Linked DNA regions of Homo sapiens: region 2 is linked to region 1. Evidence: chromatin contacts called from ENCODE Hi-C or POLR2A ChIA-PET data. All regions are on one chromosome and are shown on one strand. Each heading gives the region's core, a stretch centred on a gene start or an enhancer-like site at or near the end of the contact. The rest is flanking DNA. Distances are from core to core; before and after follow the strand shown. Region 1 holds the start of SCYL3 (SCY1 like pseudokinase 3). Region 2 holds the start of CACYBP (calcyclin binding protein).

Region 1 (3,532 bases), core at 323-2,822:
ACAAGATGGAGTTGGTTAAATTGGATCTCTTTAACTGCCTTAGTCATAATTTTGCAAAGGCAGTTTCATTGCTACCTGAATGATTTTCCTAACTTATCCATCAATCTCCTGGAAGCCTTTCTCCTTAACCAATGTCTTCAACTCTGCCAGACATGTGGCAGCTTCTTCATCAGCAGATGTGGCCTCTCCAGTTATTTTTATGTTTTTCAGTCCAAACCTATTCCTGAATCTGTGTAGCCATCCCTTACTTGCAGTAAATAGCTTGGTGTGCCTAATTTCAGGGGATCCCTTTCTTAAGTCTTCCTATAGGCTCAACACTTTCTGGCAAAACTTACTGCGGTCAGCTGAAATACGTTTTCTGTTCATGTCTCCCACCCACAAATGTAATGCCTTTTCCGTCTTTTGCTGTTGCACCTCAAACTACAAAAGTTACAGCCACAGTGCATGATAGGTGCTTAGTTAACTAGCACGAATCTTTTTCCTTCTTCACAATTTCATGGATAATTTGTTCTTATCATAGATTTTGGCAACCTCAGCATATGACTCTTTTTCTTTCCTTATTAAGTCCAGAGCTTTCACCTTTTCATTTAAAGGAAGCACTTTACAGCTTCTCCTCGGCATATCCAAATTGTCAGCACAATTCCTGTGCTTTGCGGCCATTATTAAGTAAAATAAGGGTTACCTGAACATAAGCAGGTGGTATCTCTCATTATCTCTGCTATACTACGGGTGCATCTGTTAACCAAAGCAGCTACTGAGTGGGTAATGAGTGGATACTGTACACAGCGCGGCTACCTGCGACAGATGATTCGCGTCAAGGGTGGGACAGAGTGGATGGCCCGAGATTTAATCGGGCTACTCAGAATACAGGCGGTTTGAAACTTAAGAATTGTTTATTTCTGGAGTTTTCCATTTAACATTTCTGAACCAAGGTTTGACCACAGGTAACTGACACTGCAGAAAGCATGGAGGGGGGCAAAACTACTGCATTAATATTAAAATTTTCAAATATTACTTTTTGCTAAATGAAATGTGATTCAGGACCTTCCCTCTCAAAGATCAAGCGAGATCACCACGACCTCCGCCAGCAGCGGCTCTGCACGACTCCACCCTCGCAGCCCAGCCAATCAAAGCTACAGGTTGAGTGACGTCACTCTCCTGAAAGTCCTCGCTAATTCCCGTACTCCTTTTCTCCGCCCTGCACCTCTACTGTTTGCTACAAGTGGCCAGCAGCCATTTTGGATTTGGGCGGAAATGAAATTAAAACTGTGCTGTTAAAAGCCTAAAAATTCAAGTCAAGACAAACTTAAGCATTCGACCAACACATCTAGAAAGGGGGCATCTTCGTGGACTAACTAGACCACTGGGGCAGTGAGTGAAACTCGGTATCGTCGCGGCGCCCACACTTAAGATGGCACCGGCCTGAGACTCAGCTGTGCGGCCTCTCTACCTCGGTTCCTGGTTAGTTGGCCTCATTGGTGGCGTCGGAGGGAGGAAGGTGGGCCTTCTGTCCCGTTTCCGGACCCGTCTCTATGGTGTAGGAGAAACCCGGCCCCCAGAAGATTGTGGGTGTAGTGGCCACAGCCTTACAGGCAGGCAGGGGTGGTTGGTGTCAACAGGGGGGCCAACAGGGTACCAGAGCCAAGACCCTCGGCCTCCTCCCCCGCCGCCTTCCTGCAGGTAACAGGGAGCCCTGCGCTGCGCCCCCAGTCCTTGCAGGACTGCGCCGTGGGGGAAGGGGCCGGGCGGGGAGGAGGCGGCGGGCGCGCGCCCCGCTCGCGGGTCTGCGCTCTGGGGCCCGCGCGGGAGCGAGCTCGGCGCGGCGCCGGCGGCCGGTTGAGCTGTGCTCTCAGCTTCGGAGCAGCCTCCCCTTGCTGATTGTGGGGCGCCCTGTAATCTGCGCTTCGCGGGCGGCCCCCGACGGGTGAGGCGCCCGCGGCCAGAGCTCTCCAAGGCGGCCGCGGAGTCGGTCCTCGCAGGGAGGTGTGGAAGGTGAGGGGCCAGCGAAGCGAGAGCGGCGCCTCGGCCCTTCAGTGACCCCGCGGGGTCGCGGCAAGCAGGGCGAGGGTGCTCGGCTGGGCGGGTCACTGTCCCGGGGCGGCAGTGCCCGAGCCCGGGGGGATCCTGGGGGCGCGCCCGCCCTCGGGAAGGCGGCCTCATTCTTGATCCAAGACCAGTGCCCGTCCCCCAAGGCCCAGCTGGCTCCTGTCTTGGCATAGTGCTTTCTGTTTAGAATAAAGATGAAACATTTCTCGGAAGAGCATATTCAGGAATCCATGTGAAATTCTCGGAGTCGGGTCTCGAATTTTGGGGGTCACTGTTAACTGCTGTTTTTAGGGACCCATGTTCTTATAAAATGTATCTTGAGCTGAAATCACAATTATTTTGGTCCATAAAGACTTAATTGTGTATTGCTTGTCAGCTAGCAATGCTGGACTGAGTTCCGCAGAGGGAATATATACCTGAAACACGAAAGCAAGGGCCGGAGTAACGTTACCGCTGGATACCAGAATATCAGCCAGTACAGTGCATCCTTAATACTCAGAGTGCAAGCCATTATCTTTGGAACTTTCAAGCTAAGGGAGCTAGGACCAAGGTAGTCTCGAGTAATTGCTGGGAAAAGAAAATATTTGGTAGAAACATTTCCATAGAGCACACGGGTTTCTTAGTTGAGTGTATGAGTTGCCCTTTGACCTAGACAAGGGTTTTCTTAATCTACAAGCGGTCCAGAAATTTTATGTGCTGCCCAAGTAGGCAAAAGAGTGGAGGGAGATTATTAAAGGGAAGACTGATGCATATTCAAGTCAGAGACTGTCAACTCAGCATTTTATTATAGAGTGGAGATGCTAAGTGCTACGAAATACCTATTACGGGATACTAGGATATCCTTTTCTACCTTCTTGTGACTTTTTAATTTCAAAGCTAATGAGCAAGATTTTGTGTTTTCCCCGTCCTCAAAACAACAGGAAAGCATTTTGGAAGGCCAAGTGTTTTTCTTACATTTCAATAAATCAATTTTAGCTGAATTATCATTTTTAAAGCACTGGCGGGCATGGTGGCACATGCCTGTAATCTCAGCAACTAGGGAGGCTGGGGAGGGCAGGTAGCTTGAGCCCAGGAATTCCAGGTTACAGTGAGATAGGATAGCGCCAATGCACTCTAGGCCAGCAGCAACAGAACAAGACCATATCTCTATTTAAAACAAAAAACAAACAAAAAAACTTCTTCATATAACAGTATTTGTGCTTCTTTAGATATATTAGTGTGAAGAATTACTGCTTCAAAACATTCTCAAATTGCAATAATCAGCACACCTTTTTAATTTTCCCCCAATAAAGTTTGCACTGGGAACATACAATATAATCTTACCACTGTCAGTATTACACTGATGGTATCAGTGGACTTCTGTCAAAGTTAACATGCTTTCAAAACAAGAAAATGGCATCCTTTCCAGTTCTCTCAAGAAATTGAGTCATCCCTTTTTAATTTTTAAGTGATTTTTTTAGTCTTAGACCTAAAATACAGTAAGAAA
Region 2 (3,532 bases), core at 305-2,804, 5.1 Mb before region 1:
GAGGGAGGAATGGGAAGCAATTGTTTAAAACACACTACATGGTTTCTTTCTGGAGTGATGAAAATGTCCTGAAACTAGACAGTGGTGATGGCTGCACTACACTGTGAATATATTTAAACAAAAAACAAATACCTGAATTGTACACTTTAAAATGGTTAAAAACTTGAATTTTATCTCAAACAAAACAAAAATCAAGTGCCCTCAAATGTATATTTCTAAGTGCCTAAACTGAGAACGATCTCTACTTTCAAGAGGACTAACACTGAGCTATCCACCTGCAAGACTGTGAAGTTATCTCCTAGGGGCACATAGTACCCAAGACCTACCTTAAAAGACTTGTCACAAGATACCCAGATTAATACTGGAACACACAAACCTCATAGTTTTTCTTCATTTAAAGAAAAGATTTTGAGTTTAAAAAACAAAAACAAAACAAAACAAAAGCTTGGGACTCCCCAGTACTTGTTTTCATAAAGCAAATCTAGTTAATACACACCCAACACTTAACTGTGAATAACTGTCCCGTCTTCACCTCCCACTTACGCCAGGAAATGAGCAATACAAGTACTATCATTCCCATTTTCTAACTGAGCAAACTAAGTCTCCACAAAATTTAATTCTCCAACGTTCAGAGTTTACAGAGCTTTAACACAGGCCATTCGCTTTCTTACTATTAATTACAACTAACTTTCCAAGTTATTTATTTTAAAAATCACATACAGCAGATTGCTGTTTGCCAATCACTGACTTAAACACCTAGAAATCATATTTTTTAACAACCCTATGAAATGGATGCTACTGCGACACAGAGAAGCTAAACAACTTGCCCAGAGTAACACAGCTCCTCGTGTGTAGAGAAAACCTGACTAGGAGAATTCAAGTGCTAGCACTGAGAACTCACCTTCCAACCGCCCTCTACCAAGAACGACACTCATGTTTGCACCCAGCTTTGCTTGAATGAAGCTTCCTGTCCACTGGCTGGGAAACCAGGGCAGAAAGGGCCTGAGGAACACGCGCAAAGGGCCGCTCTCCCAGACCCACTCCCCGCACCGCCTGCACGGATAATCGCCGCACACCCCCGCTCGAGCCCAGCAGGCGAGTGGGGTGCGAGGTCGAGTGGAAGCGCTGGGGAGCCGACGGCGCAGCAAGGGGCGAGTGAGGTGTCCCCCGGGAAGGCGGCGCACTGACTGGCGCGGGACCGGGTGGCCGCAGGGCGGCTCAGCCCACGGAAACGGCGGTAGGGCGGGAGGCTGGCGCTGCAGCTCCAGCCGGGGGGCATAAGGAATATGGGGCCGGACCACTTACCTCTTCTGAAGCCATGGGGGCTGGGTCAGGCCGAAGTCCCGAGCTGCAGCCGCGCAGAAGGAGGAACAGGAAACCCCGCGCCGAGCCCTCAAACCGAGCGCAGACGCCTACCCGCACGAGTCGCGGCGCTGCAGCCTGCGCCCACACCGACCCTGCGCAAGATCGCGGCCCGCCTCCCGCACGCGACGGATCTCGAACCTTCGCGAGGCAGCCGCCGCCACCGCCCACCGCGAGCACGCACAGCCCGCCAAGCCTGGCTCCACCCACCCTTCCTCGCCTCGCCGAGCCTAGCCCCACCCCTCCCCGCCCCGCCGAGTCTGGCTCCGCCCGCCTGCCGAATCTCCTAGCAACGCTCAAGTCTCGCGAGCGAACCGGCAATCCGAGAAGAGTAATGTCTTGCTCTCCGCCCTGACAACTTTTATGTATTATAATTTGACCGCGCTGGGCCACGCTGCGCAGTCGCAGCTCGGAACCGCTGCGTTAACCCAGCCCCGGAAATAACGTACCGATCTTCGGAGTCCAAGTCGGAAGTTGACTAGAGAGTCACCTGCTTTCGTCCGCTCTAGGACACCAGACACACCAGGCCGCCATGTTGTGTAAGGTTAGTCTCTCAGCCTCCGCGAGAAGAAGGCGAAAAATGGGGAGGAGCAGCCTGGTTACTTTCAAACGAGAAAGAACGGATATGTTAAGCGTGGAGGGCTCCTAATGGTAGCGGTTTGATTTTCAGTGAGTTTGGCGCGGTGGAGACGTCACCGCGGTCTAACAGTTCCGACGTGGTGGCGTCATCACTGGCCGCCGTAGGAGGTGGAGCTACGTTGGCCTCGTGACCGGGCCCTGTAGCGGAAGCCCAGGTCAAGGCCCTAACAAAAGGGCCCGCCTATGGCCACAGTTTCAGGCCCTCCTTTCAGTCATGGACTGTTGAAGCACGATTTCCTGGTGCTTTCGCCCCTTTCACCGACCATTTCAAGAGTCCGTAGTTCTCGCCTGGGTTTGGATTCGGTATAAGTGAGCCTGTTTACCATCAAAGAAAATGGTGAAATGTCTTCTGGAGACGATGTTCTCTTCTGGTTCTAACCCTGTCACTCAGTGAGACCCCCAGAGAAGCCTAGTTTTCAGATTATTCTAGTCCTTGGCAGGCTCAAGATGTCAACAACACGGTTGGAAACAACCCCTGAGAGGTCACATAGCGCGCACTCAGCTTTACAGATCGTCCAAGGCAGCGACCCCTGAGAGGTCACATAGCGCGCACTCAGCTTTATAGATCGTCCAAGGCAGCAATTAGAATCAGCAACTCGGAGAGGAAAAAAAGCTGTTAGCGGAATGGAGGCTGACCATTATCTGTAGTAAAGAATCGGAAGTACAGTACAAAAATAAATTACCGAAACGCAACATGCGTGAATTTCACACAAAAAAATGAAGTTGAGGGAAAGAAGCCAGACATGGAAGAGTTCATATTGCGTGGTTCCATTTAAAAACTAGCCCATGGTGTTAATGAGCATAGTGGGGAGGACAATGACATGAAAGAGCCACCAGGGGGCTTTTGAGGTTCAGGTAATGTTTCTTGATTTGGACACTGATTATAGATAGGTGGGTTCACTTTAGAAATCTCATTGAGTTGTAAACGTATATTTATGTACGTAGTTTTTTCTGTAGATTATGCTTAAGGCCCGGCGAAGGGGAATTTGCCCAGGTAATGGAAATATTACACCGATACATAGAATTGTCAAAGTTCATGGGATGAACTCCTAAGAGCTGTGTATTTTATCGTATAAATTTTTTTAAGTGTCCAACCAATAGCCTGGAATTATTAAGTACATAATTAAATAAAAACAAATATCCCATGGACCTAATGCAGTGAACAGTTACCTCGTTCTCTTAATTGCTCAGGCTAAGGACTCATACCTGAGTCTTCTATCTCAGGCCTTACATCTTATATAACAAGCCTTACTGGCTTAATCTTCAAAATATGTAGCGAATTTAACGAGTTCTCACAACCTCTGCTTCTACCACCTGACGGGGTTTGGGACATGCTACCCAAAAATATGGCACCTAGACATATTGAATACTTTGAACTGAAGGAATTTGAGAAAGAACATATGCAGGAATGTCTCTAACTTTCTTGCACCTTTCTGCTCTGAAGCAGGACGTAATACCCTCATGTGAGAATTGCCCTGTCTATACCTGGAATAAAAGTAACATCTTTATCTCTGAAAACACAGGGACGTAG

The links. A loop is a pair of places that touch in the nucleus more often than their neighbours do. ChIA-PET counts read pairs that join two places held with the same protein, here RNA polymerase II (POLR2A). Pooled maps may share reads with other maps.
Region 2: a loop to region 1 is called in a map of B cell, with 27 times the contacts of the local background. The contact joins the promoter of CACYBP here to the promoter of SCYL3 in region 1. A Hi-C loop is called at or near these places in 3 of 168 maps with a recorded cell type or tissue (B cell, CD4-positive, alpha-beta memory T cell and naive thymus-derived CD4-positive, alpha-beta T cell) and 11 of 50 pooled maps. POLR2A ChIA-PET finds 5 or more read pairs at or near these places in 2 of 52 experiments (BJ and CD4-positive, alpha-beta T cell).

What each region holds. Positions count from the first base shown.
Region 1 is chr1:169,891,936-169,895,467 of GRCh38, reverse strand. SCYL3 (SCY1 like pseudokinase 3) reads left to right here and starts at 1,572. Exons shown (of 13, transcript NM_020423.7): 1 at 1,572-1,680. RefSeq lists enhancers at 1,145-1,554, 1,229-1,816, 1,817-2,404 and silencers at 1,755-1,834, 2,075-2,134.
Region 2 is chr1:174,997,969-175,001,500 of GRCh38, reverse strand. CACYBP (calcyclin binding protein) reads right to left here and starts at 1,554. Exons shown (of 6, transcript NM_014412.3): 1 at 1,306-1,554. The coding sequence starts at 1,320. LOC105371622 (a long non-coding RNA gene) reads left to right here and starts at 1,855. Exons shown (of 2, transcript NR_188647.1): 1 at 1,855-1,906. RefSeq lists a silencer at 1,534-1,653 and enhancers at 1,684-2,193, 1,745-2,281, 2,224-2,433.